Linked DNA regions of Homo sapiens: region 1 is linked to region 2. A link is a contact called in ENCODE Hi-C or POLR2A ChIA-PET data. All regions are on one chromosome and are shown on one strand. The core of a region is the stretch at or near the end of the contact, and the rest is flanking DNA. Distances in the headings are between cores, read along the strand shown.

Region 1 (3,995 bases), core at 183-2,682, 220 kb after region 2:
CGGAAGGATCACAAGGTCAGGAGTTCAAGACCAAGCTGGCCAACATGGTGAAACCCCGTCTCCACTAAAAATACAAAAATTAGCCGGGCGTGGTGGCACATGCCTGTAATCCCAGCTACTTGGGAGGCTGAGGCAGGAGAATCGCTTGAACTCGGGAGGTGGAAGTTGCAGTAAGCTGAGATCGTGCCACTGCACTCCAGCCTGGCCAACAGAGCGAGACTCCGTCTCAAAAAAAAAAAAAAAAATACACATATAGATATGTAAAAATACATACACATATATATGTATATACGTATATATATGGCCACGAGGACTGTGCAGCCTGATCACCATACCAGGGTGTGCCTGAGTCCAAAGCCTATGATCTTGATGGCAAGAAAACGGTGACGTAAAGGGGCTGCACAGTTTAATGGGGGCCCCAATAGCAAATATGCAAAATAGGCACATGAGGAAAAGACTGGAAGAGGCTAAAACGCCATCAAGGTCAGGCTGACGGGAGATGGATGTGATTTTATTGTTCTATTATGGTTGTATTTCAATCATAATAAAAGGGAATTCTAACTTTTAAAAATGCTTTACCATGTTAATAGCTAAAATGGGAAATGACCCAAATACTCAGCAACAAAGGCTCCGTTTAAAAGCGTGTGTGGCACGTCCATCCAACAGAGCAGGGCGTGATTCCGTCCTCTTCCCGAAAAGGCCCAAAGGGAGAGGTGGAACTGCTGTGGGATTTTTTGAGGACGGTCTTCCCGGGAATTTTCCATTTCTGCTTTTCTTATTTTTCAATGTTATCTTACTACCTGGGTTACGTGTCACGAGCTCAGGTTATTTCTACCACCAGAGCCTGGGGTGGAGGATACAGACCTCGCCCACTGGAGCTGCCCACAGCGCCTCGCCGGCCCCTCCTGCCTCCTTCGTCCCGCACATCCGCTGCTGCCCTGACACACCCCGATTCCCTGGTGCCAGGGAGAGCCAGGGCAGAGGTGGCCCTGAGACGCCACGCGACGGGGAGGGCTAGAGCGTAAGGAGGAGCGAGGTGCGCATTCGCTGTGACCCTGGCGCTCGGCTTCGCCTCTCTGGGCCTCGGTTTCCACCCCGCGGGAGCGAGTACGACAGGGGCTGCGCGCATTGCCGCAGTCACGCCTGCAAGAGCCGGGCCGGGTGAGCCGCTTCCGGCGCTCCGCGGGGGCCCCGGACGATCCAGCAGGGGCTCCGCCCTGGGACCCCCATCCTGTCTTGGGGCGTGACCTTCGGGGGCGCACGCGGTGCCGGCCGCGCCCGGGGAAGCCGGGTCCGCATCCGAGCATCAGGACAGCCTGCGGCCGCCCCATTGGCCGGCGTGTCTCTGCAGGGCCGTCCCACAGCCAATAGCGGCCAAGGGGCGGAGCCTGGCCGGTGCCCTCGGAGCTGCTGGCCCCGGGCGGCTGCTCCAGTCTGAGCGCCCTCCGCTCGCCCCGAGAGAGACCCGGCCATGCAGGAGCCGCTGCTGGGAGCCGAGGGCCCGGACTACGACACCTTCCCCGAGAAGCCGCCCCCGTCGCCAGGGGACAGGGCGCGGGTCGGGTGAGAGTCGCTAGGTTGGGGGCTGCGGGTGGGGCCTGGGGGTGGCCCTGGTTCCCTCCAGCCGGCGGCAGGCTCCCGCCCTGGGCCTCCCCTGACCTAGTCGCCACCGAGGGGCCATCTGGCTCCCTCCTGTCCCAGACACGCTACTCCTATTTAAGGAACTGGTCCCCCTAAGGGAAGGAACGATCCACGAGAGTACCGGGCCCAGCCCCCCACTGCCACAGACAGTGAGACTGAGGCCCCAGCGAGCAGGGGTTCTGCCTGAGGTCACACAGCAAGCCTCCAGCCGCCGCCCTGGGGGCAGAACCAGAGCCTCCTCTTCCGGAGAAAAGGCCCCAGCACCAGAGGCTCAGCCACTGCGGATGAGCTAACAATGGCCTGGGAATTTCCCAGGGGAGCTGGGGCTCAGGCCCTGGGAACGTGAATGGCCTTGGACCCAGGCCTCCCTAGCACTGCCCGCTGAGCCGGGCAGCCACTGGGTTCAGAAAAGGCAATGGTCCCTGGAGGAGGGACTCAGAGACCCTGGTCTTTTTGTCCGCCACCATCACCAGGACCCTGCAGAACAAAAGGGTGTTCCTGGCCACCTTCGCCGCAGTGCTCGGCAATTTCAGCTTTGGGTATGCCCTGGTCTACACATCCCCTGTCATCCCAGCCCTGGAGCGCTCCTTGGATCCTGACCTGCATCTGACCAAATCCCAGGCATCCTGGTTTGGGGTAAGGACCATCCTCTGGAGGAGGGTGGGTGCAGGAAGGAGGGACCTGCTGAGCCTTATCTCCAGCTAGGAACCTCCCAAATTCTCCACCTTGGGGGTCCCTCCAGGGCCCTGGTCCCCCCTCCCCCAGCCATCCAGGCCACTAGTGGGTGGGGTAAAGCTACAGGATTCCTCTGAAATGAGGAACTGAAAGCCAGTGGAGAGGGTGAGGGAAGGAGCAGGTGGGGAGGTGGCTGTCAGGGTCTATACTAGGTGGGGCTGAGGCTTCCCCGGGTCCCCACACCCACAGTTGGCTGGATGGGGGCAAGGGTATCAGGTGTCAGTGGGGAGAGGCACTGGCTGGGGCAAGGAGAGTCCGCAGGACAGATTGTGGGCTGATGGAGAGGAAGATCCCAGAGTCCCAGAGTCTAAAATTATAATCTTAATAGCCTCATATGTAGAGTTGTTAACATAGTAGTTAAGATAAAAATTCCCAAGGTTTACTGAGCACTTCCTATGTGCCAGGCATGTGTTGGGCACTGAACGTTCATTGATTCTCAGGGCCAACGCCACGAGGTAGAACTTGCGCTCTCCCCATAAGACAGCTGAAGAAACTGAGGTGCAGACAGGCTGGGCAATGTGCCCAGGTCCCACTACCAGTTAGCAGAGTCCAGAGGGGGTCCCAGTTGCTGCTGTACAGGGAACTTAAGAACCTCCAAATCTTAAAGCCCAGTACCTTCAAGTCACAGAATTCTCCTGTATTAAAATATTAGACATTTAAACATCAGGCTGGACAGAACCACTGTGGATATGTGGCGCAGCACCTCTTCCTTAGAGCAGAATTCCCCGTTTGGGCATCCCTAACAAATGGCTGTTCCTTGAAGACAGGAGGCTCCCTGTTTCAAGTGCTTGACTTGGCCAAGTGCTTGACCAGCTCCTGGGGTCGGCCTAGGGAAGAAGCTGTCCCTGGACTCTGATGAGATTGGGGTGCCAAGTGCCCAGACATATCTGCCCTGCACCCCCTTCCCCTGCAGTCCGTGTTCACCCTGGGAGCAGCGGCCGGAGGCCTGAGTGCCATGATCCTCAACGACCTCCTGGGCCGGAAGCTGAGCATCATGTTCTCAGCTGTGCCGTCGGCGGCCGGCTATGCGCTCATGGCGGGTGCGCACGGCCTCTGGATGCTGCTGCTCGGAAGGACGCTGACGGGCTTCGCCGGGGGGCTCACAGCTGCCTGCATCCCGGTAAGGCCAGGCCTTCCCACCCAGGCGCCCCAATGCCTCTGTATTGGTGCTGAGCCTCCATCTGACTAAGGCCTCCCAGCCTCCATGCCTTCTGGGCAATGAGAATTGTTTGCCTTCCCTGCGGATGCCCAGGGCGCCTCAGCTCACCCCCAGCAGGGCAGCTAATTTGGGGGAAATTGTCTCCAGGTCCCCAGCTGCCCCCACTCTGGACTTTCCAAGCCTTCTACCCCGTTTCTTGACCGGTCAGATGTATTACTCAATTGGAGAAAATCCGCATTGAGCAATGGGTAGGAGAGGGAAGTCCCTGCCCTACACCCTCCCCGGGACCTTCTTATCTTATGTGGTACTCCACACGGGGCCTGGTGGTGAGCCCAGCAGAGGAGACAAAACTCACTGGGAGGCATGGACTCACCTGCTCAGCCCTGAAGCCTGGGAGCCCTCGGGCCTCCTTCCCAGCGTCATGCTGCCCATTTCCGAGCTGCGTACTTCCACCCACGTC
Region 2 (4,058 bases), core at 770-3,269:
GGCCCCTAGGGACATGCCGTCCTCATGAACCCTGCGGGGAGGAGGGGTCTGGGCAGACCCTGTCTTGAAGTGCAACCCACTGTGTTCCAGTCAGATCTGGCCCTGGAAGCCCCTCTCCCCTGTCCCTGGGCGAGGAGAGGAGAGTCAGGAACACACCCCAGGTCCCAAGATGGGCGGATTTTGCACCCCCACCCGGGAGCCAGCCTGGGTGTCCAGGACACCTTGGCAGGGCTGCAGTGGGTGGGATGTCCCTGCTGGGGAGGGGGGTACTCCATGCAGAGATGCCAGCAAAGCCTGACTCCCTTACAACCTCACACTGGCTCCCACTTGTGTGTGAAGAGGAGGTGAGGCTTGGGCGGACGGGGCTGGCAGCCCTGGGAGGTTAAGAATTGCCCACACCTGCATTCACAGCTGTGCCGTGTCGGCAGTTAGGAGGGCAGGTGGCGGGGTGGGGGGTTGTCTGCAGGAGCAGCGGCCAGGGAGGGGCATGGGGCTGTGGGGCTGTGGGGTGTCTGATGGGGGCAGATCCCAGGGAGGCCAAGGCAGTGGCAGAAAAGCTGGACTCTGGAGCCCACGCACCTGCCTGGCTTCGTGCCACTGCCAGGTCCAGGACTTGTCTGTGCCCTTGGGCGAGATATAACTTCTCTGCGCCTCACTTTCCTCATCTGTAGAAAGGGGCACACCTGGTAGGAGTGTAAGACGCTTCCCGCAGGGGCTGGCCCAGAGCAGGAGCTGGGCCTGGGATTGCCGTGGCTCCAGGGAGCAGCCCTGGCTGAGGTCCTGGGTAACCACCTCTCCCTGTCGTTCCCCACCTTGGGTGCATCCAGCTCCTCCTCCAGCCTCCTGGGCCCTGGCTGGGCTCTCAGACCCACCAGGCAACCCTGCGGCCTCCTTTGTGCCTCTGTTTTGCCTGGACCTCATGGGGGCCCCCTGCCCGCGTCCACAACACACGGGCACTCAGTGCAGGGCTCTCCGAGGGCAGGGCCAGGCCTGACCCCATCACAGCCTCAGCGGGACCCCGCTCTGGGGAGGGAAGCGGGGAGGGGCCAAAGAGGCAGGCTGAGGACCACGTCTTTTCTTCCCAGGTCCTCGAGTACGACTACTACGGGGCTTACGGGAGCCGCGCGCACGAGGACTACGCCTACCGCAGGCTGCTGGCAGACGAGTACACCTTCGCCTTCCCGCCCCACCACGACACGGTGCGTAGCTGGGGTCCACCGTGGGGGTCCGTCCTTCTGCCTGTCCCTCAGATAAGCCATTGCGCCGGCCCTCGGCTGGCCCTGCAGGGGCTCCCCTCCCCCAGGAGTCTCTTCGGGCTCTGCATTCACGCTTTTTTCGGCTGACTCCATTTTGAGGAGGAATCATGCGTTTTCCTCTCCCCCTCCTCCCTCTGTGCCGAGATTTTGCCAGCAGCCAGGCCTGAGCGGAAGTGGTGCTGCTGGGGATGGGGTGAGGTGGGGGCGGAGGCAACGGGCTGGGGCCCGGTGGGGCTGCACCGCTCTGAGCCTCCGCCTCCCGCTCTCCGGAGCTGCGCCGAGGCTGGCATGAGACGTGGTGGGGGAAGGGGGTCCTCCCTCCTGGAAGCCAGCGCAGAGTAGATCCAGGACAAGGGGGCCGCAGGCTCCTGGGCATCAGGCCCCGTATGGGCCCCTCCAAGGGACAAGCAGAGGGAACCAGAGCCGGGAGGGCCGTGGCCTGGAGCCTGCTTGCTGTTCCTCTGGCTCCAAAGTGGGCAGGCGAGGCTGCTCACACGGGGCAGCTGGCAGCCCGTCGCCCCTGCCTGGGGACCTGGCTCCCACGTGCAGGGGGTGGAGGTGAGGAGTCTTGGGGGTCTTCTCCCCCGCAGCAGCCTGCACCACACAGGGGCGTTCTCCCCCGCAGCTGTCCGGGAAGGAGCGAGGCCAGCGTCTGCCCTGGCCTGCCCAGTCGTGTTGTAAAGTGCTCACAGGTGGAGCACAGCTGTTGTCCCCGTGCCACCCCAGGGAGACGCGTGACACCTCACTGCGAATCTGACATAGGAGCAGAGCCAAGGCCTGAGCCCAGAGTCTCAGAGCCCAGGGACAGCTTAGGAGGCATCCACGAGGGGGTTCCTTCCTGGGGCCTCTAGGCCAGTCGCAAGTCCGGCTTGGGTAGGGTCTGACCCTGCGGTCGTCCGTTGCCTTGAAGGGCCCCGCTTGGGTTCATGCTGTGCTGTCAGTGCCTTGAGACTCTTCATGGTCTTTGAGCAAGGTCCCCACTGGGTCCCGCACTGGGTTCTGTAGCCAGTTCTGAAGGGAATAAACCGTTCATTTCCACCATCTCCCCGAAAGCTTGCTCTAGTGGTGGAACATCTGTTCAAGGCGTCGGAAGAGGGGGCTCCTGCAGGAAGGAGGAGGCGTGTGTGTCATGAAGCGCCGCAGCAGCAGGGCCGGCTCAGTGCCCGAGTCCCTTGTCGCTGCCTCCCAGGGAGTGCTCGGGGCTCCGTCTGGCACCTCCGCACCCACAGCTTCTAAAGCCTGTGGGACTCTGGCCCTCGAGGATGTGGGAGCTCGGGGGAGATGCCAACTTGGCTTTGTGGCTTCATCCGGCCTCCGCAAACGCGCCTGAAGCCGTCCTAAAGCACGAAACACGTGCTTGTTCTTGGCGCTGGCAGCTTCCCCGGCCTGCTAGAGGAGCCCAGCGCGGGAGGCTGCTGAGGGTTTTGGTTGGCAGCCCCGGTGGCATCAGCAAAGGTACAGCAGAAACCGACAAAGGGGAGCCCTGTCCTGAAGGACAGTGATGCCTGGTGGGGCTGGAGAAGCCATGGAGAGCTCAGGAGGCAGATGGTCCCTGTGGTGTGCTGGTAACAGCTTAACAACCAGCTCTCTGGGGCAGAGGGGAGGAAGCTGGCTCTGTAGCACCGGCCAATTTCCCTGATGTAAATGCTTTCTCCATGGCTGATTTCAATCCAGTCCGCCAATGAGGCATCACTGAATGTGGAGCTGGGCAGGGATCTGCCTGACCAGCTGTCAGGGTCAGTGCACCCCTGCACAGCCTGGCTGGACCATAACTCTGCCACTGCCTGGCTGTGCCACCATCCCTGGCCTCCCTGAGTATGTGAGGGGTAATATGAGTTCCCTTGTGGAAACTCAAAGGGAGTTTGGGAGGAGATGAAACAGCTTCCCGACACACGGCAGCTGTTCAGGAAGCTGTGGTTGTTGCTGTCATGATTATTTTTTTCCTGTAACAACAATGAGGTGGGCACCTCTGCTCAGCAGTGGGGGGCATGTTGAGCCCTGAAGGGGAAGACCAAGTAGAACATACAGTGAAGAATAGAAGATTCTCAAAACCTCACCCAGGCATTTGTAAACCTGGGGAAGGAAATAGGGAGTGATGTTGTTTATGTGTGTGTGTGTGTGCGCGTGCGTGTGTGTGTGTGTGCTTTGAAAACAGCTTTATTGAGATCTAATTCGCATACTATATGATTTATTCATTTAAAAGGTACAACTCAGTGTTTTTTAGTGAGTTCACGGGATTGTACAACCATCACCATGATCTAGTTTTAGAATGTTTTCATCTCCCAGCAAAAGATACCCCACACCTCACCCTATCCCCAGCCCAGGGCAACCCTACTCTACTTTCTCTCTCTGTAGATATATCTAGTTTGGACGTTTCACGTAAGTAGAATCATAAAAGATGTGTGCTTTTGTGATCAGCTTCTTCCACTTAGCGTGATATTCTCAAGGCACATTCATGTCGTAGTGTGTGTGTCAGCACTTCATTCCTTTTTTTTTTAATTTTTCAAATTTTTATTTATTTATTTATTTTTTGAGATGGGGTCTTGCTCTGTTGCCCCAGGCTGGAGTGCAGGGGTGCAATTCGGCTCACTGCAACTTCTGCCTCTCAGGTTCAAGCGATTCTTCTGCCTCAGCCTCCCAAGTAGCTGGGATTACAGGCACAGGCCAACATGACCAACTAATTTTTGTATTTTTAATAGAGACGGGATTTCACCATGTTGACCAGGCTGGTCTTGAACTCCTGACCTCAGGTGATCCACCTGCCTTGGCCTCCCAAAGTGCTGGGATTACAGGCATGAGCCA

The links. Hi-C counts contacts between places; a loop is a spot of excess contacts on that map. ChIA-PET counts read pairs that join two places held with the same protein, here RNA polymerase II (POLR2A). Pooled maps may share reads with other maps.
Region 1: a loop to region 2 is called in a map of OCI-LY7, with 2.6 times the contacts of the local background. The contact joins the promoter of SLC2A6 here to the enhancer-like site in region 2. A Hi-C loop is called at or near these places in 1 of 168 maps with a recorded cell type or tissue (OCI-LY7) and 1 of 50 pooled maps. POLR2A ChIA-PET finds 5 or more read pairs at or near these places in 4 of 52 experiments (GM12878, H1, HepG2 and 1 more).

The regions. Positions count from the first base shown.
Region 1 is chr9:133,476,536-133,480,530 of GRCh38, reverse strand. SLC2A6 (solute carrier family 2 member 6) reads left to right here and starts at 1,432. Exons shown (of 10, transcript NM_017585.4): 1 at 1,432-1,563; 2 at 2,115-2,277; 3 at 3,290-3,496. The coding sequence starts at 1,472. RefSeq lists enhancers at 921-1,422, 1,843-1,902 and a silencer at 1,033-1,682.
Region 2 is chr9:133,700,057-133,704,114 of GRCh38, reverse strand. SARDH (sarcosine dehydrogenase) reads left to right here. Exons shown (of 21, transcript NM_001134707.2): 13 at 1,086-1,199. Among named protein-coding and RNA genes, the nearest start is that of SARDH, 36 kb to the left of the region's middle. Within about 2 kb of position 2,019, at least 13 of the 41 ENCODE cell types and tissues checked have a DNase peak (open chromatin) inside an H3K27ac peak, as active enhancers do; they include OCI-LY7, where a contact is called at or near this core.